2 separate regions of the Homo sapiens genome follow, and region 1 is linked to region 2. Evidence: read pairs that join two places in POLR2A ChIA-PET (ENCODE). Cell type or tissue: GM12878. All regions are shown on one strand. Each heading gives the region's core, and the rest is flanking DNA. Links, peaks and the distances in the headings are about the cores only.

Region 1 (17,792 bases), core at 5,668-9,667, 320 kb after region 2:
ACAATGTGAAGCTATGAACAGCTCTTCAAGAAGGACAAAGCAGATTTTAATGATTATTTAATACTGTTTGATCTAGACACATATTATGTTGAAAAGCTACAGATTTCAGTCCTGCAATGCACCACAGATGTAACGAAAAATGTGGACTTATTTGAAGTATAATCCAGTGGATTTCTTTTGATGCAGTTGCCATGGCTGTTTGTGCTAAAGTTTCTTGTCTTTGACCCAAGGAGAGATACATTGTATGCTTTTACTGACTTTTTCCAAACTTAAACCCCAAAGCATATATATCATTTCATGGCAAAATAATGAACTTGAAGGAAGAAAGAGAGAATAGTACTGCATTTACCTTAGGCCATTGAAATACGATAATAAAAGTAAAAATAGTTCTTTCTTTCTTCCTGGAGGGAAGATAGAAGTCAACACAATTTCTTTCCAGAATGCTGAATGGGCCAGGAAGTCTTGTGGCTTAAGACTGGAATTAAAGATGGCAGAAGAGCACATCTAAAGAGGGGCTCCGTCCTTAACTCCCCACACTACTGGGCCAGGCTAGCAGGAAAGAGCACAGGCTGCTGTTGCGAGGCCAGCAACAACCACCTCTGAGATTAATCCAGCAATAGCAGCTTGCAAAATGTTCACTTCTTCTGCGTCTCCTGATGAAGCTCATGGGGTTTCTCAACGTCATTAAGATGAGATCTGTTGTGGTCTTAAGATCACATTATATATCTTATTTCAAAGAAAATTCCTGTGTCAGATTCCCATTACATGCCACTTTGTAGGGTACTATTGCAAGTGGAAATCAGCATCCTTATTATTTAGTGAGTCACGAATGAGGAACATTTGCAGGCATGCTTTGGCTGCATCGAGGGTGGAATCTAAACGTTAAATCTGATCAGATACAGACAACAGCCAGACCTTTCTATTCCTTTCATGGCGTGGCATGTGACAGTATTATTGAAGATGGACGCATTGCTCCCAAAGCGATGCTCAGACTTTGCTTGTTGTTCCACAATGCTACCTGTGAGCTGCCTAGCCAGCAATCCCACAGTTTTGAAAGCTCAATTTCTTGGGGCAGAATGAAAAGACATTGAATATCTGAGCGACTGTCTTGAAATAATTTAGCAAAACTAGATTTGTTTTAGAGCACACAAAACATGAAAGATATAAAGGGGAGGACCTGGCATGAACGAGTGGCCACTATTTCCCAAGCATTCTCCATATATTTTTTTCATTTAATAGTTACAATTACCTTGTGAAGTAGGTATTACCATCTCCCATTTCCAGATGAGGAAACAACACTCAAATTTGCACAATTAATCAGGGGCAGGGCCACTATCTGAACCCAGCACCGGCTGACTCAGAAACTTGAGCTGTTTGTTTGTACCGGTGCATCTCAAACTACACAATAGTATCATCTGGAGTTAAAAATACATCATTGCCTCAGCTCCACAGCCAGAGACTCTGAAGTCATTGTTCTGGGCTGGGGACAGGGCATTAGTATTTTTTTAGAAACTCACCCAGGGATTCTAACAGACGGCCAGGTTAAGAACCATGATTATATCATACCACCTGCAAAGTTACAAACCCACTGTAAGTCACTACATTTACTTGAACCACATAAGTCATAACTAATGAATACCCTGCCATCTATACTGTGGGGCATACAATAAAATGTGGATGTCGTTGAACACGACTCATTATCAATCCTTTCTATGAAGTCTTCATGCATTTGCCATTCCACAGTGGATTGTACTGTCCCCTTTTTTTCTCACTGCAGTTCAACATCTTAAGATGTTTTAAACAAGTTCATTGAGCTGTATTCTGGTAGTATTCTGGTAGTGGTTCTATCATACCAAGCCCATTAAATAAACTCAGGAAAGGAAATAATCAAATTAAGCTGTATATCTACAGGGTCAAAGATTGGGTTAAAATCTTAAAACTTAGACATTTCCAATAGTTAATTTCTTTCTTTCTTTTCTTTTTTTCTTCTTCTTTTTTTTTTTTTTAGAGAGTCTCACTCCTTAAGTGATCCTCTCACCTCAGCCTCCTGAGTAATTGGGTAGTACACCACCACTCCTGGCTAATTTTTTGTATTTTTAGTAAAGACAGGGTTTCACTATGTTGCCCAGACTGGTCTTGAACTCCTGGGCTCAAGCTGTCCGCCCGCCTCTGCCTGCTAAAGTGCTGGGATTACAGGCGTGAGCCACCATGCCTGGCCAACGGTTAATTTCTTTTGTTCATTATCGTGACCTCAATCATGATCTCAAAACTAATTTGATTGGATTTTTGGTTTGTTTCTAACTCGAATCTAGCTATTTGCCTGACAAGTTCTTCTGGTGCTGCAGAAGTGCATTCTGTGGATGAGAAATGGTAAAATCTAAACCTGAGATATTATTCTTTTTACATATTAATGCCATCACTTTCTCCCAAGTCTATGGAGGGCTATTTATAAGGCACAAAAATCCTCAAAACCAAACCCCCAAAAAACAAACACTCATAGCCTAAGAGTTAAATTATGTAAGCAATATTGTTGTGCTTGTGGTTAGAAATAGTAACACTTTTTGGAAGAAACGCTTCAAAATGCTAACAGTGGCTATCCCTGTTGATTAGAGGTATATGTAGAAAATATACAAACTAAACCCAAAAACTTGTTTGAGATTCTTAAGTCTGCTTACATCAGTGGTCCTAGTGGTCCTACTTATTATCCTTTTTTTTTTTTTTTTTTTTTTTTTTTTTTTTTTTTTTTGAGACGGAGTCTCGCTCTGTCACCAGGCTGGAGTGTGCAGTGGTGCAATCTTGGCTCACTGCAACCTCCGCCTCCTGAGTTCAAACGATTCTTCTGCCTCAGCCTCCCAAGTAGCTGGCACTACAGATGCCCGCCACCATACCCAGCTAATTTTTGTATTTTTAATAGAGACTGGGTTTCACCGTGTTGGACAGGATGGTCTTGATCCCTTGACCTTGTGATCGGTCTGCCTCCACCTCCCAAAGTGCTGGGGTTACAGGCATGAGCCACCATGCCCGACCCCTACTTATTATTCTTTCCAAGGCAATGGCTCTGGGTCATTTTCACTTTTTTTTTTTTTAAACTGTTTGCATCTTAGTGCAATGACTTGCTCTAATAAAAGCCTTCTGTTTTAAACATATGGGAGAAGAGATTAAAAACACTTACATTTTTGCCGAAAATCCTTTAACATGAAAAAATGTTTCCAAAGCTTTCTCAGACTTGAATTTCTTTGAACTACTGTTTCTCTCTATATGTTTTTTACCTGATTCTGATTCCAGATTTTATTGAATAAATAAAAGCAGAAGTATTGTATGTGGTTTAACAGGAAGAAGATAAACTAAAATAAGGAGGCTTAATTCCAGCAAAAGCTTTCAACATCACACAGTGTACAGATTGAGAAGGCAGATGCTGGAAGCAGAGGCCTGTGGGCTGATCCTGGTCACGTGGCCTGGGCACCTCACTTAACCTCATTTTCCTCAATTTCATCTGCAAAGTGGGGACTAATATTTAGCAGCTTCCTAATAGAGTTGCTGTGAGGATTAAATGTGTAACTGTATGTAAATGCTTAGAACACTACCTGGAAGTGCTCAATAGGTGACAGATGTTATTGCTGTTGTTAGATCTGTAGGTCAGTGGCAGAGCTAGTAAAACTGTGCAAAGTCTAACGTGGGTAGCCTGTATTTTTAAAAAGCATTCTATTTCCTTTCGTTGAGCTGTTCTTTGCAAGGAGGGGCCTCGTGAGGGGCAGGGATTGGAGAACGGAGGGTATCAGAGTGACTATTTGGTGTCCTTGCTTCGGTGCCATACAAAAACTTGGTCATTTGTTTTTATCCCTGGATGCTGCTCTAGGAACTTCAACAGATACTAAAGACAGGTGCAGAATTATGTCCTGGTGACTAGCAGTTTACTCTCTTGGCCAGGACCACAGGCTAGAATTTTAGTAAGAGATCATCCTCTGAGCCTGGACTTAGGAAATAAAAAGACCTTTTTTTTTTTTTTTTTTAACATAAGGGTACCGAAGCGTTGCAGCACATAGCTGTCCTTCCTTCCTTTTTTTTTCTCATTCTTTTTCTTTCCTTTATGATCAATTCTTTTAAAAACAATCACTTATAAAAACTTGGTTGCCAACTGATCAATAAAAAGCATTGACTAAAAATAGAATAAGTTAACGAAAATGCAACTAAAAAGTTAATTATGTTGTTAACGTAGTTAATAGCACACATGACTTGCCCATTGTTGGTGTTTTGCTGCAGTATCCTAGTACCCTGGGCCTTCCCAGGAGATGTAAACCCCTCTCTTGCTCCCATCCCCTGAACATGCTCATACACAGAGCTCATTCCCCCAGTCTCCTTTTCTTTTCCTCCTTCTACCTCAGGGAACTCTCCTACAGCCTGCTCTGGGGACCAATTTTATGCTGAGGGCAGGAGCTGCTGGCTCTGACGCGGCTGGGGCGCGTTGACCTGGAGCTTTTGTCTGGGATTTCTCACCCCTGTCTCCGCCATGAGGGCTCCTCAGAACCCATGGGCTCGGAAGAAATGCATTTCATTATTTCGACCAGCTTTTACTTAACTATTGTGTTAGATTACAAGACTTTCCAGCAAAATTAAATATTAGAATAAAAATTATTTGCAAAAGTACTCCTCATGTCTTCTCTTGCAACTTGGACCACATTTTGAGTGCATGCAGTTAACTATAAGGCATTCTTTCTTTGGCTACGAGTTCAGATGTCTTGTCTTTATTAGAAAACAGCCCTGTGCAAGCCCCAAATTGCTCATATTTCACTTTTTATCTTTTGATTCACTTAGTATATTATTCTCAAATCACTTTTTCCAATTCTTAACTAAGTTGTCTTTTTTTTTTTTTTTTTTTTTTTTTTTTTTTTGAGACGGAGTCTCGCTGTCGCCCAGGCTGGAGTGCAGTGGCGCAATCTCGGCTCACTGCAGGCTCCGCCCCCTGGGGATCACGCCATTACTAAGTTGTCTTTAATTTTTGCCTTTGCACCTTGGTATCCCCTCAACCCTAAGGCGTATACTCTTATTTGCCTTAAAGAAATGGAGTAGGCTGGGCGAGATGGGTCACACCTGTAATCCCAGCACTTCGGGAGGCCGAGGTGGGTGGAGCACCAGGTTAGGAGTTTGAGACCAGCCTGGCCAATATGGTGAAACCCTGTCTCTACTAAAAATACAAAAATTAGCCAGGTGTGGTGGCACACACCTGTAATCCCAGCTACTGGGGAGGCTGAGGCAGAAGAATTGCTTGAACACAGGAGGTAGAGGTTGCAGTGAGCTCAGATCACACCACTGCACTCCAGTCTGGGTGACAGAAAGAGACTCCATCTCAAAAAAAAAAAAAAAAAAAAAAAAGAGAAATGCAGTAAACCTAAGCAACTGCCTTTCTGCATGTAGTCCCTTCCCTAATACCCCCTGAAGATTGTGCTTTCAGTAACTTCTAGTCATGGGCTTCCCCCCCTACCATGGGATAAAGAAACTTACATGTCATTGTCCATATTTGCTTAGAGGACTGGTAAATTTGATTAGTCACAACTAAGCCATCAGACCAGGAACCAAGAAAAAAATCTTAAGTCTCAGATAAAGCCCTCTTTCATTAGAATATAGATTTGCTGGATCTGGATGGATCTCAGAAAGAAATTAGATTTGTCTCAACACTTTCTAGATGAAGAAACCAAAGACCCAGAGGTTACTTTTTTTGGCCAGCTGCCACATGACTAATGGCAAATGGCAAAGTTATAACAAAAGCCTAAGCTTTCTTACATCATCTGCAGAGTACGAACATTCATTCATTCATTCATTCATGTCTTTCTTTCTTTTTCCTTTCTTCCTTCCTCCCTTCTTCCCTCCTTGTCTCTTTCTCTTCCCTCCTTCCTTCCTTTTTTTCTTTCTTTCCCAACATTTATTCATGCCCACTATGCACGTATTTCATCATAAACAAGTGATTTATTTTCAGAATTGAAAACCTGGTGACATATGGTCTGATGAGTAGGAGTGCACTAATAGACCTACAGAAGCAGAATGTTTGAAATGGGAACTGCCCGGGAAAATCTGATTTACGTGGTTATTGTCATCAGAGCTTGCCACTTTCCCTGTAACGCACACCACACCAGTTTTACTGTGGTGCCATAGAATCCTGATTCAAAACAAGGCAAGAAGGACCAAAGAATAATAAGAGAGTACGTGTACACGTCCAAACCCATGCATAGAGATGGAGCTGCCTCGGATGTAATTCAGCAGACAATTAGCACACTGACATTTTGGCAAAATTTCCAGACATTTCCATAAATCCTTTTTAGATTCTTCTTCCCTCCAGCTCAGCAAGACAGTCACATTTTTTTCCGGGCCTCAGACAAACAATAGCATCCAAATGATATTTAAGAACAACCTCCCAGCATGACAACTGAGGCTCAACCCATCTCGGAGAAAGGAAGGTCACCATATGCCCCGCACTCTTTGTGCGCGGCCTCGCTGCCATTTTACAGGGGCCTTGGCCTCTTTATTTTACTTTGGGAGACAAGAGCTCTACTAAAACGCACAAAGGGGATTTGAGATTAAGGATCGTCTTCTATCTCTCTAACCTACAGCATCTTTCATCCTAACAAAGGTGGGAGGAGCTGAAGAGAAAGATGGGGCTAACAGGAGGGGGCTGCGGAGGAAGCCAGGCAGCCGAGGGGGAAGGGGAAGAAAGCGAGCTTTTTAAAACTTGCTGTCCCCCGGCCCTCCTGTTTTCTTCATCTTACAGAAGCACCATCTGTTCCCAGACTTGATGTGCTTGCATTTGTTTTCCATTCAGCAACAGCTTATGTAGGAAGCAGATTATGAAGTGAGCAAATATGTCACCGACTGGATCAGCAACTGTATTTTGTTCGCCCCCTTAAAACTTTACAGAAACCCTGCGGCCCGTGCACACGGGGCCGGACCCGTCGCCAGCGCCAGTGCGCCGGCCGTGATTAGGGCCACCTGACTTCGATTATCCTTTGTGCTCCAGCCTGTCAGTGTTTATGCACTTCATTTATACTGTATTTTAAAGTACCCTTAAATTATGTTTTCAAAAATTTTTCTAGTGTGCAAGCCTAACGAGAGCATAAACAATTCAAGAACAGGGAATTTACTATTTCTTGCCATATTCTCTTTTCTCTAGTCAGCCATACAGACAACTTTATAATATAGTGACATTTTGGCAAAATTTCCAGGCATTCTCTTAACTATGTAGACTTATTTGATCATACTTCCAAAACTAACAAGATGGGGATGAATCATAGGAGATCAGTTGTAGACATCAAAAAGTCACCTTTTGCTGTCTCAAAAAAGAAAATCCCGTCTTCAGCTTTTAAAAATATTCTGGGCCGGGTGCGGGGGCTCACGCCTGTAATCCTACCACTTTGGGAGGCCGAGGCGGGTGGACTGCCCGAGCTCAGGAGTTCAAGACCAGCCTGGGCAACACGGTGAAACCCCGTCTCTACTAAAATACAAAAAATTAGCCGGGCGTGGCGGCGGGCGCCTGTAGTCCCGGCTACTCAGGAGGCTGAGGCAGGAGAATCGCTTGACCCCGGGAGGCGGAGGTTGCAGTGAGCTGACATTGCGCCACCGCACTCCAGCCTGGCGACAGAACTAGACTCCATCTTAAAAAGAAGAAGAAAAAAAAATTCTTGGCAGGGCGGGTGGCTCACACCTGTAATCCCAGCACTTTGGGAAGCCGAAGCGGGTGGATCACCTGAGGTCAGGAGTTCGAGACCAGCCTGGGCAACATGGTGAAACCCCGTCTCTACTAAAAATACAAAAATTAGCCGGGCGTGTTGGCGCATGCCTGTAATCCCAACTACTCGGGAGGCTGAGGCAGGAGAATCGCTTGACCCTGGGAGTCAGAGGTTGCAGTGAGCTGAGATCGTGCAATTGCACTCCAGCCTGGGTGAAAAGAGTGAAACTCCAACTCAAAAAAAAAAAAAAAAAAAAAAAATTCCGGAAGATATGATCCAGATACTGTGATCTTCACACTGGGCTGTGGTGTCTTCCAGTGACAAGACTCTGAAATGCAGAAAGGACCACATAGCATTGTGTGGAGCTGATACACTTTACATTCTCATTCTGCTATTGTTGGACATTTTAGTATAACATTCCAATGATAAATAACGCTGAGGTCAACATCTTTAAGCACGAAGCTTTTTCTATTTTTATAATTTTTTTAGACTACATTGTGAAAAGTGGAATTAAAAAATAAAGTTAGTGACATTTTGAATTTCATCTTCAAACCACCATTTAAGAAAAGTTTACTGTTTTGAATAGGTATATAAAAGTTGGGACTACTAATCGTCATTGCATGTACATGTTTTTACCCAAACTTTATTGGAGAGCCTTGGCACATCCCTTAACTACAGTCTTCACCTGTCTGACAGAAAATTTAATATTATTTACCTGAAGTACCCTTAATATCTTGGAATATAAGTTGCTGTTAAACTTATTCATTATTTTCTCTAAGGGCTCATTGAACATTTAAACACCTTGGTAGAGAATATGAATGACTAAATTAGATACTTTAAGTTCAAACTTGGTTGTACTATTCTGGCATTATAATACATTCTATGCATACTACAAATTGCTGAGGCATCAAATTACAGAAGTTCAGTAAAGAAATGTTAGATTTTAAACTTCAAATGTCATGGATTAATGCTAGACAATGGTTTTCTTTAAAGTGCTAAATTTAAATCTGATATAATTATTTTATCCCATTTCATATTTTCCTGGGAAATTTTTACTGTGTGTTTAAAAATGAATTAAATTAGTGGAAGGAAAAATTTCAGAATGTCTATTTTATTTTGTTTATTTTATGTTTTATTGAAACAGGGTCTTGCTGTGTCATCCAGACTGGAGTACAGTGGTATGATCACAGCTAACTGCATGGTTGACCTCCTGGATTTAAGCCATCCTCCCACCTCAGCCTTCCAACTAGCTGGGACTGCAGGTGGGCACCACCATGCCTGGCTAATTTTTTATTTTTTCTAGAGATAGTCTCACTATGTTGACCTGGTTGGTCTTGAACCCCCGTGCTCAAGCAATCCTCTTGCCTTGGCCTCCCCAAGTGCTGAGATTATAGGCATGAGCCACCATACATGGCATCAGAATGTTCGTTTTAAATTGAAATTGCTGTGTAGATTTTAAGAAATATTAGAAGTTGAACTATTTGTCATACTCAAACTTTTTCTTTGATTAATGCACCAAGTTGCCTTGTTTTGATATTGTATACTTCTTGATTAATAATTTCTCTTTTACACTCTTGAGCATAAACATTCTTTTGTTGACTGGAGCTTTTATTTTTTCACCCAAAATTATCTGCATATGAAATATGTGTACAGAACAACTTTAGTGGAAAATCACAACAGCCAGGCCTGATGCAAACACATGGTTGAACCCCTGGACCTGCATTCCTCAGTGTGCTGCTGTCCCAACACAGAGTATAACACAACACCAAAAAATCCCAACACAAACATTTTTTTGTTGTTGTTGTTGGATATCCCAACACAAAAAATCTATAAGCATAAAACTCCTATAACTTCCCACAAAATGCCGTTGGCCTCGGCAATGTAAAGCTTACACTCACTAAAGGAATAGGCTTCATTTATTAGACAGAAGGTGGTCCCTGGGAAGGGTTGCGAATTTTCATTAAACTCTGCATTTTCCACATGTTGACTTTTTCTAGATCTGCTTTAATTTCTTTTGAGTTCTGAGTCCATGCTAGTGTGCATGACTGAGATAGAGTTATATAGAGTGAGGTGGGCTGTGGGGCAAAAACCTTGGAGTATTGTCCATTTTGGGGAAAGAAGTGTAGATAGTCTTCAACTGTTCCTGCCAACAGGTTACAGCACTTAAACACAGACAGGGATCAGATGTTTCTCTTAAAGTATTAATACTTTATCTCATGCTCTACTGGGACAACAGGAGATAAGCAGTCGTCTCTTTTTCCTCTGATCTGTGGATATGCACATTATTTAGAGCAGAACATTATTCTCTCGTTTTTCTTCCCTTGCAAAAGTTAAGGCCAAAACCAATTTCTCAGAGAATTAAAGGTGATCCTAAACCAATTCATCTTTATACTGCCTGCTTTTATTCCTCATCTGTATATATTCCAGTTGTCATAATAATAAACAGAAGCGGAAAAGACAGTAAAACCAGAATGCTTCTGACAGTAAAACAGGAACTCCTTGCTCTTAAAAATGAAGGAGGCATGTGCTTTGGCTCTGGGTGCCTTTTTTGGGAGGTATGGCCTCTGCAGAGGAAACCTGGAGCTATTGTCTTATGCAACAGTCTCTTTCATTGTACACAACGTCTGAATCATCACTTCTGCTGTCCTACCTGTATGAAATCTGGGTGTTATTCAATGGTGTGTTGATAACTTATCAACCACCTCTTCAGAAAAAAGAAGCTCTGATACGTAGCATTTGTCGATTCCCATGATGTAAATACTCCCACCATTGCTGATTTTAAGCTACCAGTGTGATTTCACTGACATAGAGTTAGGAAGAAATGTGCAAAATTGACTCTTGTGAGCTGATGTGAGCTGGTTCCAGTACAGTTTTAACTTCCTGAGCACCATGAACCCTCTCCTTTCATCCAGCTCATGAATCTCCTCCTGGTCATCTCAGATTCTTTATCCAATCTTGACTTCATGGTCAGCTCACCTCACCATCTTAACCTTTTCTCTATATCAGACATTTATTGTGTAATTACCATGCTGCAGACACAGCACAACACATTATGGCTACCAGGTCAACTAAGACAAGGTCCCTTCCTCCAGGAGTTTATCATGTAGTGGGGACACAGATTAGTTATCAGGCTAGCCAGGGATACCAATTCAGAGTGTAAGTGAGCGGTACGGGCAGGCTCAGGGTGCTTTAGGAGCCTAGGGTCACCTCTTGGGGTGATTCATATATCCCTAGACTTCTTTTCCTTTTCTGGAAGTTTGGAAAAGCAGGTTCCATCATTCATTCCACCCAAGCTGGCCTGAGGAGCATTGCTAGTGAGGGGAGTTCCTGCTGTTCATCTTCAGAGGGGCAATGTCTGTGTTACTCTTGCTGTGTCTCACAGAAGGTATTCCTGACTTCTGGAGCCACCTGCTGCCCTAGTCGCTGACATCCCAGGGGACTATTTCACCTCTTGTATTAGTCCATTTTCACACTGCTGATAAAGACGTACTTGAGACTGGGTAATTTATAAAGAAAAAAAGGTTTGACGGACTCGCAGTTCCACGTGGCTAGGGAGGCCTCCCAATCATGGCGGAAGGTGAAAGGCACGTCTTACATGGCGGCAGCAAGAAAGAATGAGAGCCAAGTGAAAGAGGTTTCCCCTTATAAAACCGTCAGATCTCATGAGACTTATTCACTACCATGAGAACAGTATGGGGGAAACTGCCCCCATGATTCATGTGTCTCCCACCAGGTCCCTCCCACAACATTTGGAAATTATGGGAGCTACAATTCAAGATAAGATTTGGGTGGGAACACAGCCAAACCATATCACCTCCTCCTTTGACAATTAGATTGAGGCCAACCAGAATAAGTTCCCACCTTTACCTTGTCCTCCCTCAGGGGTGTTCTTTCCCTCTGATTAGCCTTCATTTTTGTCCAGTCTGAGACGAAGAGCTGCCCATTTGTCTCATTAGGGCAAACCAACCTATTTCCTCCTACCTCACAGCCTTCCTGCACCTCTTGGAAGCCCTTTCTGTCTCAACTAATGCCTCTTCCCCTTGGCCTTTTCCCTCTTTTTCTCTTCCCTGGCTTCCTTCCCTTGACTTCATATCCTTAGCAGGCATTCCCCTGCCTGCGTCCACTCTCCTCGTCCTCGTGGTTCCCAGCTCTGCCACAACAGACAGTGGAGGAGAGCCTCCTGCTCATTCAGCTCTCTGAATCCCAGTTTCCTCGTCTGTAAAATGCCGATGTCCACAGCACTATAGTGAATAGATAATGAAATACTAATTAAATGAGATCATTAGATAATGTGTTATTTACCAATCTTTTACTCTTGAAGTCCTAGAATGTTCTTGCAGTGGCCAATGGTAAATGGCTTCTTTTTTTGTGGTTTTCTTCTCTGACCTCTGCAGCATTTGACATCTTGCTGACACCAGTTCTTCCTGAGACTCTTTTCTATCCTGGATTTAGGCACTGCATGGTCTGGAGACTCTTTCTGCAGCCATGAGTGCTGCTTTCCTCAGCCGGCTTCCTGGTTGTGGGAGTTTCCCAAGGGACAGTTTCCACCCTCCTTGCTACCCATCTTGGAAGAACCAACGTGCTCCCTGGCTGATGCTCTAGTTTCTGTGCAAAAGATTTACAGTCTACGTTCTCACTTGCCTAGGATGACCGACTGTCCCAATTTTCCTGGGACTGCGGGATTTCCCAGTGCAGGGCTCTCAGGACTCAAACCCACAGTCCCTAGCAAACCAGACCATTGTCTGCCTAGTCCTCAGTTTCTACCTGTTTTGTGAGGTCTCTCTCTCCACTACGTAGCCATTTGGATCACCTGTCATTGCATTAAGCCAAAGAGTCGAAGATCAAACTCATCGTCTCTTTTTTCCTTCTCTCTGAACTGAATCCATCCCTTCTCACTTTTGGTATTTGTTAGATTTGTGACCCTGGGAAAGTAACCCACTCCTTTGTGCCTTGGTTTCTTCATCTAGAAAATGGAAGTAATAAAAGTTCTCATGTATGAGTTTGGGACTGTTAAATAAGTGATTAATGTAAGCAGTTAGAACGGAGCTGACAATAGTAAGACCTCAGCAACTGTTAATGATCAATAATACTATCAGCACTTCTTCACATTCATGGGAACGTCATTGTCTGAATTCCCAGTTTCAAAGCATGTGAATTATCATTGATTGTTTCACCATTTCTGGGCATTTGCTGAATTGTGTGGATCATTATTTGCAACTCTCACATGCACCTGCTCTTTCCTTTCCTTCCCCAGAGCCGCTTCTGGGCTCTCATCACTTCCTATCTGTGTAACTGTCAGAGGGTTCTCACCACTTTTCCTGCTTTCTGTCTCCACATTTGGTTCCATCCTTGGCATGACAACCACATTAATCTCCCTACAAAATGCTTTTTTTTTTTTTTTGGAGATGGAGTCTTGCTCTGTTGCCTAGGGTGGAGTGCAGTGGCTCTATCTCAGCTCACTGCAACATCCACCTCCAGCATTCAAGCGTTTCTCATGCCTCAGCCTCCTGAGTAGCTGGGACTACAGGAGTGCACCACCACACCTGGCTAATTTTTGTATTTTTAGTAGAGATGGGGTTTCATCATGTTGGCCAGGCTGGTCTTGAACTCCTGACCTCAGGTGATCCACCCACCTTGGCCTCCTAAAGTGCTGGGATTATGGGTGTGAGCTATCACACAAGGGAGACAGGAAGGAGGGAGCCCAGTTACAAAGCTCGAATCCCTCAATTCCCTCCTCTCTGGTTGGCCCATTGTTGTGATAATGTGAGATAGCACAGGAGATGAAAGCTGTGGAGCCTCATGTCCTTGTCCAGTATTGTTGGTAGCTATTACAGGGTGTATTCCATCTTCTCTGATCTGCATGGCAAGCCATCCAGGCTCCAACTCCAATCACCTCACCTCATTTCCTCCAACTGTCTCCCACAAATCATCCTTGGCTCCAGCCATGCTGCTACCCTTCTGTGCCACGAGCAGACCTTTCGCCTCACGTATCCTCTTCCTCTCTAGGCCCTCAGGCCTAGAAAAACTTTCAGTTCCAACAGAAAACTTCTCCCCATCCCATGAGCTCACAGTGCTGTCAAACCCTCTTCTAAACCCCAGCAGAGCTGTCTGTTTTATTTCTGCAGCTGGACTTGACCAGACAGTGCCTTAGAGCAGGGTGTCCTAAAGTATTGCTCCTGGGAATGCTAGTGCCACTGGATGCAAGAGAGCTCTTTCTCCAAGCCTTTAATTAGGTGGTGAACATCATGAATCTTCAAGAGGGGGCTATAAAAAGCAGCATTTCCCAAATCATATTTGTCCATAGAAACATTTTTTTTAAAACATGGAGCATTCACAAAGACTGATGTTCTATCAGCTACTCTGGGAAACACTGTCTTAGAGTGTTACTTGAGTTGATTTGTTTGGTTACCTGTGGTCACAAATTCTTTGAGGTTAATATTATAATCTTTGTTTTTACTACAATAATCATATGGCCATTTGTTCAAAATCTAATAAGAGATGGATATTGAACTTAAAGACATTGAATTCCAGTTCCTCTGTTTTTATTTTATTTTATTTTATTTTTTATTTATGTATTATTGAGACAGTCTCAGTCTGTCGCCAGCCTGGAGTGCAGTGGTCCGATCTTGGCTCACTGCAACCTCCGACTCACTGGTTCAAGTGATTCTCCTGCCTCAGCCTCCCAAGTAGCTGGGATTACAGGCACGCACCACCATGCTCAGCTAATTTTTGTATTTTTAGTAGAGACAGGGTTTCTTCATGTTGGCCAGGGTGGTCTCTATCTCCTGTTCTCATGATCTGCCTGCCTTGGCCTCCCAAAGTGCTGGGATTACAGTCGTGAACCACTGCGCCTGGTCAGTTCTTCTTTTTTTAATAGGGGGATTATGAACAAATTATTTAGTCTCTAATATAGGCTTCATCTTTCTTATGGGGATAATAATACCTGTGTAAACTGGATTACATAAGGATTAAATAAGATAAAATATAAAGTATCAAGCGTAAAGTCAGAAAAAATATAAGTTCAATTAATTTCAGTTTTTTTCTTTCTTTTCCCAGATAGTTCATTTTGATAGGTTTACTCTGGCTTAGTTTTTTTTCTTTTGTTTTGTTTTGTAAATATACTTCTAAGAGAACCCTCTAAATCATCCAAATGTCTTTTTAAAATTTTAATATTGTAAATCTGGTTATTATACATCAATAGTCTTTACTATCAGAAGAAAAAATAGAGCCACAATAAATTTTGGCTCACGATCTGTTTATACCAATATGTTCACATGGTTAAATCACAAGAAATCATCAAATTAATATATTGTTGATGTTGCCTTTAATGTTTTACATATTCACATTTTTCATTTTCTTCTTGTGTACCCATTATCTTTGATTTTGACAACTTAAACCGGAAAGGTACAAAGATGATACGAAGCTGTGGGTAAGAGAGTCATAGAGTCGCCAGGCGCAGTGGCTCATGCCTGTAATCCCAGCACTTTGGGGGGCTGAGGCAGGCAGATCACCTGACATCAGGAGTTTTCAAGACCATTCCGGCCAACATGGTGAAATCCTGTCTCTACGAAAAATACAAAAACCAGCAGAGCATGATGGCACATACCTGTAGTGCCAGCTACTCAGGAGGCTGAGGCAGGAGAATCACTTGAACCTGGGAAGCAGAGGTTGCAGTGAGCCGAGACTGCGCCACTGCACTCCACCATGGGCAACAGAGTGAGACTCTATCTAAAAAAACAAAGAGATTCATAGAGTCACACTCCGGGCAAGGATGAGAGAGCCAACCAAAAGCTGAGATGTCTCTCTCTCATACACATCCCATATACTGACTGAGGCCATAGATTGTGCTCCAGGCATGCACACACCAGAAAAGCTACAAGGATGCAAATATATAACAGGCTTACTATGCATTTTGTGCCAGAGAATGTCAGGGCAGCCAGCCAGTATATAGTTGTCTCTAAGTGACCTGTCTACAGGGTCTCATTTTGTTGGGGGTGAAATTATTTCCTTCTTTCGAAAGCCTGCAAGGAAAGCAAAGAAACTTCTGGTCTGATGGTGACTGCCAAATACTTTGTGGGTGAGAAAGAAAGCGAGATCCATGCATCCTCACCACTGGGAAGTCATTTCTGGCAGGATGCAGTTAATTTATTGCTTGAAGAAATGATCAATAAAAATGGCAGAACTTGAGCTGCTCTTGCTTGGAGGCAGGTAGTGTGTTAAAGCTCACTGGGCAGGTCAGGCAACCGAGGCTCCATTGACTTAAGAGACTTGCTTGAGGTTATAGAATTTGTGAAGATGAGCGGTGGGGCCTGGCTCCAATGTGCTGCTCTTCCAAATGTACCATGATATATAGCAGCTTTCTCCTTAGACATGAGTCCCTGTTCTTTGAGCACATTAGGTCTGAAAAATTCCATCTTAGATTGGCACAGAGAGGGGAAAATCAGAATGAAAAGTATTACTCTTTTTTTATTTTTTGAGACGGAGTCTCGCTCTGTCGCCAGGCTGGAGTGCAGTGGCGCGATCTCGGCTCCCTGCAACCTCTGACTCCCTGGTTCAAACGATTCTCCTGCCTCAGCCTCCTGAGTAGCTGGGATTACAGGCACATGCCACCACGTCCAGCTAATTTTTGTATTTTTATTAGAGACGGGGTTTCACCCTGTTGGCCAGGATGGTCTTGATCTCTTGACCTCATGATCCACCAGCCTTGGCCTCCCAGAGAGCTGGGATTACAGGCATGAGCCACTGTGCCTGGCTGAAAATCATTACTCTTATGACATGCATTGGAGAAAAGAAGCCATTGTAGTTGATGTTATGTGTGAAGACAGCCAAATCTTCTCTGGGGCAAGGAATGCCCACTAGCCAGTTAATCCTTCTCCACTTTTCTTCAAAGAGAGGGAGGGGGAATCTAGAAACCGATTCAAGGGATTGGCACCTACTGAACCAGTTTAGCGGGAAGGGGCATTCTGCTTGCCTAAGCTGAATTCCAGTGCACGTGATTTCACTTGGGTGGTGTCTTTGCTGTCACTTCTCCCTTTACAGGCCTAACCTCAAAACATTCCCTTACCGACCCCTCTCCCCTAAGCAAAATACACAGGCAAAAGGTTTTTGTTGTTACTATACAGGCAAATTATTATTATACAGGTGATATCACAGGCAAAATGTTTTTGTTGTTATTATACCCAGCATCATATAACGGAAGGATGGTGTGTGAATCCACTCTGAGGTGACCTCACAGATGCCCCTTCAGGACCTGGAAGGGGAATTACCCTTGGCCAAGGCCACACTCCTCTCTGGAGGCAGCCCCCATCAATGGCTGGTCCTGGAAGGAAGAAGGATAAAAGGCAGCCCCAGGCAGTTCAGAGCTCCCTGTATAATTGGCCGAGACTGCATCTACATCATAGTTCAGCGCCTCCTCTCCCTGCCTGTCTGTCCTGCCCCAGCTCCCTCACAGGTGCCTGCTTCTGAGAAGATCCTCCTAACCACTCCCGGTAGAAACCTTCCACATGCAAATGTCATCATCTTAGGGTCTGTTTCCCAGGGAATGTGACCCGCAGCAGAAGGTAATTTGGGTAGTGCTACATGCTACTTTGTAACAAGCTCATTTTTACTAATTACGGCATGAGTAGGTGGTGCTTGAACTCAGCAGGGACAGATAAATAGTTTTGATTCAGGCTGAGTGGGGTGGCTCACGCCTGTTAATCCCAGCACTTTGGTAGGCCAATGCGGGTGGATCACTTGAGGTTAGGAGTTTGAGACCAGCCTGGGCAACATGGTGAAACCATGTCTCTATAAAAAATACAAAAGTTAGCTGAACGTGGTGGCATATGCCTGTAGTTCCAGCTACTAGGGAGGCTGAGGTGGGAGGATCACTTGAACCCGGGAGGCAGAGGTTGGAGTGAGCCAAAATTGTACCACTATACTCCAGCCTGGGCAACAGAGTGCGTTTCTGTCTCAAAACAACAACAACAACAACAAAGAGGCAAGTGTAGGATTGAAATATCACCTTTGCTAGTGAGCCAGCTGATCCTGAGAATAGGACCTATATCTGCAGGAATTTGATGGAAGTTCCTCTGCCCC
Region 2 (13,368 bases), core at 1,175-5,174:
TCTCTCCCCAGTTAGAATTTGTTCATTCTGGATTTTATCCTTTTAGGTCAGTGGTTCTCTCAAAGTGTGGTCCCTGGACCAGCAGCATTAAGCATCACCTGAGAATTTGTTAGAAATACAAATTCTTGGGCCTCACCCCACACCAAATGAGTCAGAAACTGGGAGGTAGCGCCCAGCAATCTGTGTTTTAACCAGCTTTCTAGTTGTTTCTGATGTCCCCTAGAGTTTGAGAACCACTACTTTTATTGTACCTAGCCAATCATATGCTAAATACAGACAGTATAACTTCAGTTTGGAATTTTGGGTACCTTGTCAAAAAGTGGCGGAGAGGTTTTTGCTCTTAGAGGCCTTTAGGCTCTTAACTTCACCCATTGTAGATGACCACCTATGCACATAATAAACTGAAGGCTGACTTAGGAATGGCAAATGTACATGAAACCTCAGGCCAATACTTTCAAATTCCAGCCCCTTCTCATAGTGGTGCTAATCTGACTTTCCGGCCTTTTTTTTTTCTTCCTTCCTTCCTTCCTTCTGTTGTTTTTGTTTGTTTGTTTTGTGTTTTGTGTTTTGTTTTGTTTTTTTTTTTTGAGACAGGGTCTCCCTCTGTCCCCCAGGCTGGAATATAGCGAGCTCACTCTAGCCTCGAACTCCTGGGCTCAAGCCATCCTCCCAGCTCAGTCTCCCAAGTGGCTGAGATTAACAGGTGCAAGCCCTCTCACTCAGCTGTTTTATTTTGTCTTTTTTTATTTTCTGACAGGATCTCTCCACTCCTGTCCAACTGTTCTTCTGCATTACTTTTTTAATTTTTGTAACCTTGTTCACATTCTTTCCTTCACTTGTAATACCTTTGTCTTCCCTGTCTGGGCAGATCCTACCCATTCTTCAGCTGTAATTATTTCCTTCTCTGTGAAGCATTCTCAGTCATACAAGCGTATTTTCTCTTTCTCTTCTGAATTTATACCACATAATACCCATAGTACTAATTTGACCGATGGTTAAAACTGCCTGTGACTCTGCATTCCAGTGAGAAATTGCCACCTAAGTTTTCATGTGAACATGCTATGTCTTCTCATCTGAAAAGCAGGGCTAATGATAGTACCCACATCATAAGAGTTGTTGAGAGGATTGAATGAGATCATATATGTGAAATGTATGTAGAAGAGTGCTTGACTCATAGGAAGACTTGGATAACTGTTAACGATCACTCGCATCTTCACAACTGTACCCCACAGTCAGAACAGCAGCTAGATGTCATCTTTTGTGAAAATGTTAATTAGCTGATATCTAGGCCTCATGCTGAGAAGGGATCAGATGCCACATATACAGTTAGCAGCAAAGGCAGCCTGGCAAGGCTCAGGGTGAATACAGTGGGCAAGCACATGTGTGGTGCATTTGATGTCCTGTTGTGAACTTTCTGAGAGCAGGACTGTCTTTGTAGCTGATGCTGTCACTAGACATCATCACTCTACCAAGTACTGCTACCACTGTGAGCCTGAATTTGGTGAAGGGCTTTACACCATTGCCCTCTTCTTCTTCACAGTCACTTTATAAGATTATAATCTGCATTTGATGGAAACTAAGGCTCAGGGAAGTTAAGCAGCCTGCCTAATATAAACAGCATCGTTCACTTGGGTCTTCCTTGCCAGCCTCACAACACCTGCCATTGTGCTTTGCTCCCAGTGAACATTGAAGTATTTGTTCCTTGATACCTGGTATTGTGTCGCAGTGGACATACCTCTCATTTTTGTTCATCTAGGAAATGTATCTTGTATTGACATACCTACATTTTCTTCATTTACTCTGCTTTGAGCTGTGAAGAGGGTAGAACTCGTGTCTTTACCATGTCACTGTAAGTACAGTAACACACTTGCATTCACCTACATAGTAACAAACTCTTAGGTATTGCCCTTTCTGTAGGGTTCCTGATGTCTGGTTTTTATAAATGCCCTTGCTTTTGTGCCTTTTAGACTGGCATGCCATTTCTGCTTAAGGAATTTTAAACGTGTCACTGTGCAGTGCTTTAACATTGTGCTACGTATATAAATCATCATTTTGAATTGGAGAGTAAGCAATTTAAAATAATGGATCATTTTATTTGATAATGAACATAGTCATCATCCGGAAGTATATGTTGAATAGCCATCCATCACTCTGCTCTTTTCTACCAGACATTTCTGTTACTGGGAGCTTGTAATCTAAGACACTCCAAGGTGAACTGCTATAAAGGTGTTAGAGGAAATTGGACACATGTTGAGCAAATAAATGTATTAAAATGAGTAACATGTATTACTGATATGTCTGAAGATAACTCAAACCTTAGGAGAGAGGTCACTGAGGAAGAGCCACCAGAAAGGCTTCTCCTAGGACCTAGAGGAATTTGGAAAATTACCTGAATTATAAATAATGTTCCTACCATGTTATGTGAAATGTAGTTACATTAAGACAAACACCACTGATTTTTTTTAGATGATTAGTGTGACCATAAAAATGTTTTATTTGCAAGCCAAAGCCCCTAATCCTTCTTATGTTTGCTACTTAGTCTTTAAAATTTTTAAAAATCCTTTCAAAGCTTTGTTAGATAATATATTTACCTGTACATGGAGGTTAATTTCAGTTTGCCTTATGAGAAACATTGCAACTGTTATTTCACCTTTTCATTAAAGTATTATTGATCTCAGCATATTGAGCAATAAACATTTCAGTTAGTTAATATTTGTTCTACAGCCATGCTGGAAATATTATGCTGAAGTAAAACCAATTAACGTATTTCAGTAAAAATGTTACAGCCTGAGTAGCTGATGTTATACAAAGCTAGGCTCTTGCTATTAGAAGAAAAATAGTATACAGCATGAATTCAATTCCTGAGAAACTCAAAGCCTAATATAGAGAATTGAGAAATTGAAAAATTGGAGGAGAGAAAAAGCAGCCCGTAAGTATTTCAGATAGTTTCAAAATTGATATGACTGGCTCTTAGTCTTCAAAAATAGAATTATCTCACTTGAATATTTAAAAAGTACCTAGAATTTTCTTCTCTGTTCTGTAGTGAAGATGGGAAGTCACTGACATGAAATTACCCAAGAATAGAGGCCATGTTATCAATTTTTTTTCACTGATGCTTGACTCATACTCCCGGTTAGGACATCCAGTTTCTGTTTGAACACTGCCATTGATGACATATGAGATGCAGTCTGCTCTAGTTTGGAACAGCTTCTTAGAAAGTCCTTTATAATGTAACTTCCAGCCATTGTTCCTGGTCCCTGCCTCCGGGGCCATATACAACAAATCTTACCTTCTTCCATGTATCAGCTTCTAGAGGATGGCATCTGTACCTTATTGATCTTTGTACTTTCTGGACTCTACACAGTACCTGGTCCACAATAAGCAGTCAATAATGGATAGGATATAAATGAAAAGAATAATAAACATAATGATCACATCTCAACTTTCTCTTCTTTGTAAGATTTACAGAAAGGTTTCACTGTTAATGAATCTTCAGAAAAGAATACAGCTTGCCATTCCTACCCTACTTTATAGCCTTTTCTTCTCCATGTTTGGCTGATTTTTTGAGTTCTTAATAAATTACTTTGTCTTTGAATGAAGGGTTCTGTTCTATAGCAGCTAGAAAGGATGTTTTCCTGGCCGTGGTTCTTATCTGGTTTGTTTTTGAACATATTTCCCAAAAAGGAATCCAAGATGCTTTTTCTTAGCCCTGCTAATATCAGATGTTCACTGATTCATGACCTGAGAAAAATTAAGGTGTCCTAAATGAAATGAGACTGCCAGAATTTTAATGACTTGAAAATATGACTCTTATCCCTGATACTGTTCTTCAAGAAAATAATGCTTGGCAGAATTAGGTGCATTAGAGAAGCAGCACTGGTAAGTATGAAAATGTTTGTTAAAGAGGGAGGAGACTGTATGGCAGCTCTGCTTTCCAGAGATTGTATTCAGCAAGTAATGTACAAAATCAGCTGATCTCACGACATTTTAAAAACATGCCAAGCAGTGCTTCCATTAGTCGGAAACTGAATTGCTTCCATTATTGGAACATAGAATCTACCTTAAGAAACATATACTCATAGGTGGGCAGATCACCTGAGGTCAGGAGTTCGAGACCAGCCTGGCCAAAACCCTGTCTCTACTAAAAATACAAAAATTAGCTGGTGCCTGTAATCCCAGATACTCGGGAGGCTGAGGGAGGAGAATCGCTTGAACCCAGGAATTAGAGGTTGCAGTGAGCCGAGATCGCACCATTGCAATCTAGCCTGGGCCGCAAGAGCAAAACTCCATCTCAAAAAGAAAAAAAAGAAAAGAAAAAAAGAAATATATACTCATTTTTATTTTAATCACTTGGTGGCTATTTTAAAATATAATACAAAGTTTAGTGAGCATCCGCTGCTGAACAAATCTTTAAAGTTGTGAAAGCGAGGGACTTTTTCTCCCTAAAACCTCAGGATGTCTTCTTAACTACACAGTAAAGCCTAGGCCTCTAAGTGTGGCTTGCATTCTTCTATGGGAAAAACCTTATGTGCAAAGAAGCCTAGGGATTGTAGTAAGGCCAGGACACCTCTCTCAGATCAGTGAGGCTCTGTGGGAAATCCTGATTCTGGATATACTGACCTCAAGTGTTGACCAGACCAAGAGCAGATTTTAGGAAGAGATCAAATTAATTAATATTAAATGGACTTGGGAGTATGAAGTGTTAAAAAGTTTATACTCTGGCCTTGTTTCAAAAAGGATTTAAGATTATTAGCAGATAAAGTAAGCATGTTTTGAAGTTCCAGGAAGGCCCTCTGTATCTCTGAAATCTCTCTCACCTAAATGTAAGGTGAGGAAATAGAAAAAAATTAACATTTCTTTAGTTTCTGTTATTTACAGCTACTATTCTAAGCACTTCGCATAGATTCTCTATTCAAGCCTACTGCTAACACTTCCAGTTTTATCTTGTAACTTTATTCTTTAAGGTTGTTTCCCATAATAGAACTGCAGATACCACTGAAAGAGGTAACTCTACATGTGAATAATACCTTGAAGTACAAAACATACCTGATTTGTTTCCTGAGCACATATTTTTCTAGGTGGGGAGGTGCATACTTGACACTAGGAAACTGTGACCTGAACAGATTCTGAGGTAACTTTCTTTTCTGTAATTCAGCCATCCAACAAATATTGAGTATTTATTACATGCTAGGTACTATTCTAGATACTGGAACTACACTGGTAAATAAAAGATACAAGGATTCATGTTTTTTAGAGTTTACCTTCAAATGTGGGGAATAAGAAAATAAATGGTATGTCAACACATTAGAAAATATAAGACCTATACCTGCCAGGGCTAGGGGCTGAATTTAGTGATTCATTTCCAAAGATTCAAGTATAGAAAAGGAATAGTTAGTAACTTTACAGTGGGCTAACCTGACAGATGCCTCCTTAACCAAGTGATGAGGGCTAACAACACTAGTAATTAGTCAGGTTGATAACGTGTATCCCACATATGATTTGGTGAGCAAAGCATTTTACCCCTGAGGTTTTCTTCCCCTAAAACCATAACCCCAGTCTAGTCATGAGGAAAATATCAGGCAAACCAAAGCTGATGGACAGTCTACAAAATACCTGGCCCCAGTGCTCCTCAAGACTTTGAGGTTTTGGGAAACAAGGAAAGACTGAGAAACTGTCACAGACCACAAGAGATAAGGAAATGTGATGAATATACACAGTGTGGTATCCTGAATTGGATTCTAGAACAGAAAAAAAAAGATGTTGGTGGAAAAAATAGTGAAATGTCAATAAAGCCTGGAGTTTAGTTCATAGTCATGTATCAATGTTGGCTTCTTAGCTTTGACAAATATACCCTGGTGATGCAGCATGTTAACATGGGGGGAAAACAGGGCAAGAAGAACTATCTGTACCATCTTTGCAACCTTTCTGTGAACCTAGAATTATTCCAGAATAAAAAGTTTATTTTAATTAATATAAGGGGAAAATAGGGCAGAGTAAGGGAGATCAGGAGTGCCAGAGGAGCTAGGGTTCAAATTTCAATGAGTTGGTCAGGGTAGGCCTCACTAAGAAGGTGACACTGAGTAAAAACTTGAAGGAATTAAGGGAGGGAACCAAGCATGGGGGATAAAACATTCCAGATACAGGCCCATGGCAGGTGGGAGCATGCCTGTTGTATTGGAGAAATAGCAAGGGGGCCATCGTAGCTGGAGTGGAGTGTGTGAGGGAGGAGAAACAAGAGGTTGGGCCAGAGAGGCAATGAGGCCAAGTGGTCTTGGACCTTGTAGGCAATTATAAGAGCCTCCGACCTAAATTGGAAGGAAATGGTGAGCAGTTGAATGCTTTTGAATAGTGACGTGAAATGGTTTGACTTACATTTTCACATGACCACTCTGGAGACTGTTGAAAAGAGATTACATGGGACAGAGACAGGGGACCAGTTATGGCTCTATTACAGTAATCTCAGTGAGAGATGCTTGTGTCTGGGGCTAGGAAGGTTGCAGTGGAGGCAGTGAGAAGTGGTTGAATTTGGGGTAGAGTTAACCAGATTTGCTCACTGATTGGCCATGGGCTGTGAAAATAATCAAGGACGTCTCAGAGGTTTTGCACTGAGGAGATGGAAAGATGTGCGTGGGCGCAAGGGAAATCAAGAGAGGAGCAGGTTTGTGAGCAGGTCGAGTTCTTTTTTGATACAAACAATGAACAATTAGAATCTGCCACCTAAATACCATTTACAATGCAATAAAAATATGAAATACTTGGAAGCAACCTAAATGTCCATCAACAGATGAACAGATAAACAATATTTATTATTCAACCTTAAGAAGGAATACAATTCTGATCCATGCTACAATATTGATGAATCTTGAAAACGTATGCTAAGTAAAAATAGGCCTAACACAAAAGGACCAATATTGTACAATTCCACTTATATGAGGTACCTAGAATAGGCAATATTCAGAGACAAAAAGTAGAATAGAGATTACCAGGGGCTGGGAGAGAGAGAGTGGGGAATTATTGTTTGATAGGTATAGAATTTTTGTTTGGGATGATGGAAAAATTCTGGTAATGAATAATGATGAGAGTTGCACAACAGTGTGAGTGTAATTAACGCCCCTGAATTATGCACTTAAAATGGTTTAATTGGTAAGTTTTATGTTATGTACTATAATTTTTAAAACAAAGTTCTATTTATAGAAAAATGAAATGCTGAAGGATAAATTTAACAAAAGTCTGTGTAAGATCTTTACACTGAAAACTGTAAGACATTGCTGTGAGAAATTAGTGAATACATTTAAAAAAGAAATATATCCTACATTTATGGGTCAGAATATTTTTATTCAGATGTCAGTTCCCCCAAAATTGATTTGAAGATTTAATATAATCCCAAATCATAACACACCCAGTTTTTTAAATTTTTTGTAGAAATTGATAAGTAGATTGTAAAGCATATGGCAGTGAAGAGGACCTGGAGTAATGAAAAATGAAAACTAACAGTAATGATGGAGAACTTGTACTACAAACTTATTTGATGGCTTACCATAAAGCTACAGTAGTCAAGATAGTGTGGTATTTGTGTGTAGATAGACTAGTGGAACCGAACAGAGAGTCCAGAATTAGGCTCACATATATTTGGTCAGTAGATTTTTGACAAAGATGCCAAGGCAGTTAAGTGAGGAAAAGGGTAACCTTTTCTAGAATTGGTGCTGGAATGATTAATGTCTATATTGAAAAAATTGAGAACCACTGAACTAGGGAAATGTAGTATGGTTGCTGAGAAGCAATCAGGTTATGTGTTTTCTTCAGCCATATTCAGCTCAACAGTTGCAAGGGTGGAGTAAACAGAGAATTGGATTTCTTCAGGGTTGTGGTTTTCCTGAGTACATTGAAGGAAAAGTAGAACCATGATGCTGAGGATGGTTGCAGGGGAAGGATTCTGTGATTTGGCCTGGAATTTAGGCTAAGTAAGGAGGGAAGACTTCAGGGAAGGGTGTGACACTCATAAGGTATAGGAACAGGTAATGATAGGTCAAGGGATTACTGGAGTTCAGGTGCTGGAGGCAGGAAGCTGGAAATACAGGAATTGGTGGTCAGCAAGTAGGGGGCCTGGATTTTAGATTGTAGAGAGGTGCAGTTATGGGTAATTCCTAAGTCATGACCAAAGGAATTTGTGACTGCGGCAGGGTGAAGGACTAGACTGTTGCAGGGGAAGAGTTCAAAGACTTGAAAGAACAGGTGTCTGAGGGTCTTGTAAGTGCATGAAAATTCCCACATCCAGACAGGAATAGTAATCGGACAAAGTGACAGTGAGCTGGGGCTAAAATCATTAAGAAACAGGGGAGTGAACTAGGGATTGGTACATGATGGCAACAATGAAGGCTCATGAATGATGCAATCTCATGACAGAAGATTCAGCTTTTGGGAGGTGGTAGGAAAGAGTACTGTCTGGAGGTGGTAATGAGGGGCTCCCCACCAAGCTCTGCAGAGCAAGGGCCAAGAGACAGAACAGCAGCTATTGCGAGGGCTGCCGGGGAGGGCCAGGCTCTGGACAGAGGAGGCAAGGGAAGGTTTAGAGAAGAGGTTCAGGATAGAGGGGCTTTGTGCAAGGGTTTCAGGAGTTGAGAAGATATGGGAGGAGGATCCAGCTAGAATACATGCGGTCCTGTAGGAATTGGCATGAGAGGTGAGGGGGCAGCCGGAGCCGGTTGTCTTGTGCTGACCTGCACAGGGATAAGGGCACCCAGAGCCTAGTCCTGGAGTATTCAGGACTCGCCTATTTACATGTTTTAAAATAAAATATATGTTTTAAATAACATCTTCTGCCTTGCGCTGCAAATGGAGGCATTTAATTCCTAGGAAGCAATATGGCTTCGTGTTTAAGAGCCTGGGCTTTAGCGTCAGACAGGTGTAGATTCAGATGCTTTCTCCACTACTTATTAGATTTATGGGAAAGTGACTGCACCAAGCCTTAGTTTCCTTTTTTATAAAATGCAGATAATAATAGAGTCCACTTCATAAGGCTATTGTGAGGACCACATGAGGTAATCTGGGTAAGTACAGTGCCTGGCTCCTACTCAGCTCTCAGTGCGTGTTACCTGTGGCGGTTAGGGCTATGATTTCAGCAGCAGACAGTCGGAACATATTCGAGATTTCTCCTCTCCCCTGTGGCTTGTTAGCACTATTTCAGCATAACTTGCTTTTTTAAGACTTATAGATAACTAGCTATTTACATCATCCTAGAGTATAATGTTTCCCAAACTTAAAAAATCTTTGTTCTCTATGGTGGTTTCTCATCCTTTTTAAAAAAATTTTCTCACCAGACAACAATATTTTGTCATTTACTTACTATATTTTGTGTTATAAACTGGGATTTTTATTTTTTTTTTTATTTTTTTTTGAGATGGAGTTTTGCTGTTGTTGCCCAGGCTGCAGTGCAATGGCGTGATCTCACCGCAACTTCTGCCTCCCAGGTTCAAGCGATTCTCCTGCCTCAGCCTCCGGAGCAGCCGGGATTACAGGCATGTGTCACCATGCCTGGCTAATTTTGTATTTTTAGTAGAGATGGGTTTCTCCATGTTGGTCAGGCTGGTCTCGAACTCCTGACCTCAGGTGATCCGCCCGCCTCGGCCTCCCAAAGTGCTGGGATTATAGGCGTGAGCCACCGCGCCCGGCATAAACTGGGATTTTTAAAAATCTCTTTTTAATTACACATGTCCTGTCCCCTTCCTTGTCCTCTGGAAATTGAGATCTCTCACTTAGGAATCATTGTTATATCAGCTCATTATGATTGCATCATAGAATAATTTGGAGGTATTGTTCCATGTATAAGATTGGTAGAAATGAGAAGGACTGAAACACTTATAGCTGGTGAGGGAATGGAATGATGGGCATAACACTTTCTTGGTGGAAGTCTAAAATGGTAAGCCTTCCAGAAGACAGTTTGAAAGATTGACAGAAGTTTTAAAATGAAATGCCTTCGACCTATCATCCTCACTTTTAGGAATTTGTTGTAAGCAAAAATTGGAAAAGTGCATGTGCATATGTATTAAGAGTTGTGTATGGCAATGCAAATCAGCAACAGTGAGCACATTCTATTTTTATAATCAGAACAAAACAACAAAACTAACCAAAGGCATGGAATCTTACTTGTGGGACAGAGACAGTAAAAAATCTTTATAATTGGTCTGTTTTGTACAGATTGGCAGTTCACCCCTCTGTTGAGTTTTCAATCATGCAAAGTACCTTGAAAGTACACTCATATGCTTTTGATATTTTCTGCTTCAACTCTCCTAGAATGTCATTGATGGCCCAGAATTTTAATCTCCTTACTTCTCTTTTTTCTTTCTCCGAATTTATTTGCTATCATGAAGCTCAGCAGATACGTGATATAAAGTAAACATTAATTCTACTTCAGAGTTTCTCCAGGTTGTAATTGGTAGCTGAAGAAATACTGCAGACATTTTAAGTTAAATGTAACTTGAATTTATCTGGGCACTAGGCACCTTCCTTTAGTATTCTGTAAGAATACAAATAAAACTTTTGGTTACTAAGCAATAATGCTTTAGGGTTTTGCCTTTGTTTATAGCTCTCTCCACATCTGGTGATTATAAAGGGGAGAAATCTGTATATGCTCTGTAGGTGAAAACCAGTACTTGTCACCAGTACATGAAACCAATGCTTGGGTGGTATTTGAAATATGTCTTTCCGTTTATTATGGTGGTTTTTTTTTTTCTGTTTGTTTTAGTAAACCCATAAAGGCTCTGGAATGTCTACCCACAGATATTTGTCAAGTTGAGTAAGAAGAAATCTTCCTTTTTAAGAACTGTGTATAAAGAAAGAAGTATTTCACACCTGTTTATCTTAGCAGGGTCTGCAGAGAGAGGGAGATAGATTCCCCATTAACTCTCATTCAGAGGAGAGTTTAGAAAAGAGAGTGTATGGTGACCTTCTCTGCTCTCTGGAAGGGCACTGGCGCCAGGTAGAAGGGCCCGCTATTTGTGTCTACAAACAAAAAGTCTTCCTAAATTTCTCACTTTTCTTGTTGAGCCCGTTTGTAGAATTCTTTCAATTCACATAGCTGAATTGTCTACAATCATAAAATGCTAATATGATACGTTTCCAGAAACATATTTTAAGGCTTGTAATTTTTTAAAAAATGAAAACCATCTTTCAGTTTGGGTTCCCATTTGATGCAGTTGCAGATGAGAAATGTCTTTCTCATCCTTCCTAGTAGATTAGGCAACCTAGTTGGGGGATGGGACGTGATGTATTTGTCTCCCCCAAAGGAATGTTTAATGATCCTCCTCCTTTTAAGATATTATTAAGTCAAGTTAGTAATAAGTAGGAAATAAGTAAAATTATCTTTTTAACTTTAAACAGAAACAGTTATTTTAATACAACTTGATATATATAAATAATAAAATATATATAATATATGTTATACATATATATATATATATATATATATATATATATATATATATATTTTTTTTTTTTTTTTTTTTTTTTTTTTTTGAGACAGGATCTTGCTTTGTCACCCAGGCTGGAGTGCAGTGGTGTGATCATGGCTCACTGCAGCCCTGACCTCCTGGGCTCAGATGTTCCTTCCACCTTAGCTTCCTGAGTAGCTGGGACTATAGGCACATGCCACCATGCCTGGCTAATTAAAAAAAATTTTTTTCCATAAGTTATTGGGGTACAGGTGGTATTTGGTTACATGAGCAAGTTCTTTAGTGGTGATTTGTGAGATTTGGGTGCCTCATTACCAGAGCAGTATACACTGCACCATATTTGTAGTCTTCTATCCCTTGCCCCGCCCCTACTCTTTCCCCCAAATCCCCAAAGCCCATTGCATCATTCTTATGCATTTGCGTCCTCATAGCTTAGCTCCCACATATCAGTGAGAATATATGATGTTTGGTTTTCCATTCCTGAGTTACTTCACTTAGAATAATAATCTCCTCCAATCTCATCCAGATCACTGCAAATGCTGTTAATTCATTGCTTTTTATGGCTGTGTAGTATTCCATCATATATATAGACCACAGTTTCTTTATCCACTCGTTGATTGATGGGCATTTGGGTTGGTTCCATGATTTTGCAATTGTTTTTGACCCAATGCTGCTATAAACATGCGTGTGTAAGTATCTTTTTCAAATAATGACTTCTTTTCCTTTGGGTAGATTCCCAGTAGTGGGATTGCTGGATCAAATGGTAGTTCTACTTTTAGTTCTTTAAGGAATCTCCACACTGTCTTCCATAGCGGCTGTACTAGTTTACATTCCTACCAGCAGTGTGGAAGTGTTCCCTGTTCACCACATCCATGCCAGCATCTATTGTTTTTTGATTTTTTTGATTATGGCCATTCTTGCAGGAGTGAGGTGATATCACACTGTGGTTTTGATTTGCATTTCCCTGATCATTAGTGATGTTGAGCATGTTTTCATATGGTTGTTGGCCATTTGCATATCTTCTTTTGAGAATTGTCTATTCATGTCCTTAGCCCACTTTTTATGGGATTGTTTTTTTCTTATTGATGTGAGTTTGTTGTAGATTCTGGATATTAGTCCTTTGTGAGATGTATAGATTGTGAAGATTTTCTCCCACTCTGGGGGTTGTCTGTTTACTCTGCTGACTGTTCCTTTTGCTGTGCAAAAGCTCTTTAGTTTAATTAAGTCCCAACTATTCATCTTTGTTTTTATTGCATTTGCTTTTGGGTTCTTGGTCATGAAATCCTTGCCTAAGCCAATGTCTAGAAGGGTTTTTCCAATGTTACCTTCTAGAATTTTTATAGTTTCAGGTCTTAGGTTTAAGTCCTTAATCCATGTTCAGTTGATTTTTATATAAGGTGAGAGATGAGGATCCAGTTTCATTCTCCTACATGTGGCTAGCCAATTATCCCAGCACCATTTGTTGAAAAGGGTGTCCTTTCCCCACTTTATGTTTTTGTTTGCTTTGTTGACGATCAGTTGGCTGTAAGTATTTGGATTTATTTCTGGGTCCTCTATTCTGTTCCATTGGTCTATGTGCCTATTTTTGGACCAGTGTCATGCTGTTTTGGTGACTATGGCTTTATTGTATAGTTTGAAATCAGGTAGTGTGATGCCTCCAGATTTATTCTTTTTGCTTAGCTATGCATGCTCTTTTTTGGTTTCATGTGAATTTTAGAATTGTTTTTTCTAATTCTGTGAAGAATGATGGTTGTATTTTGATGGGGATTGCATTGAATTTGTAGATTGCTTTTGGCATTATGGTCATTTTCACAATATTGATTCTACCCATCCGTGAGCATGGGATGTGTTTCCATTTGTTCGTGTCATCTATGATTTCTTTCGGCAGTGATTTGTAGTTTTCCTTATAGAGGGCTTTTGA

The links. ChIA-PET counts read pairs that join two places held together with the same protein. Peaks named below come from ENCODE experiments on the same cell type or tissue, not always from the same donor. Only the 100,000 strongest peaks of a DNase experiment are listed, where the experiment ranks them.
Region 1: POLR2A ChIA-PET joins it to region 2 with 5 read pairs; 2 of 35 experiments call an interaction of 5 or more read pairs at or near these places.

Annotation. Positions count from the first base shown.
Region 1 is chr2:173,409,386-173,427,177 of GRCh38, forward strand. No RefSeq gene overlaps it. Among named protein-coding and RNA genes, the nearest start is that of CDCA7, 63 kb to the left of the region's middle. RefSeq lists an enhancer at 6,416-6,924. In GM12878, for the core only: no CTCF peak of the experiment used is centred there; no DNase peak of the experiment used is centred there.
Region 2 is chr2:173,098,761-173,112,128 of GRCh38, forward strand. All of the region lies in intron 2 of MAP3K20 (mitogen-activated protein kinase kinase kinase 20), which reads left to right. Among named protein-coding and RNA genes, the nearest start is that of MAP3K20, 30 kb to the left of the region's middle. In GM12878, for the core only: no CTCF peak of the experiment used is centred there; a DNase peak (open chromatin) is centred at 3,111; H3K4me3 peaks cover 416 bases.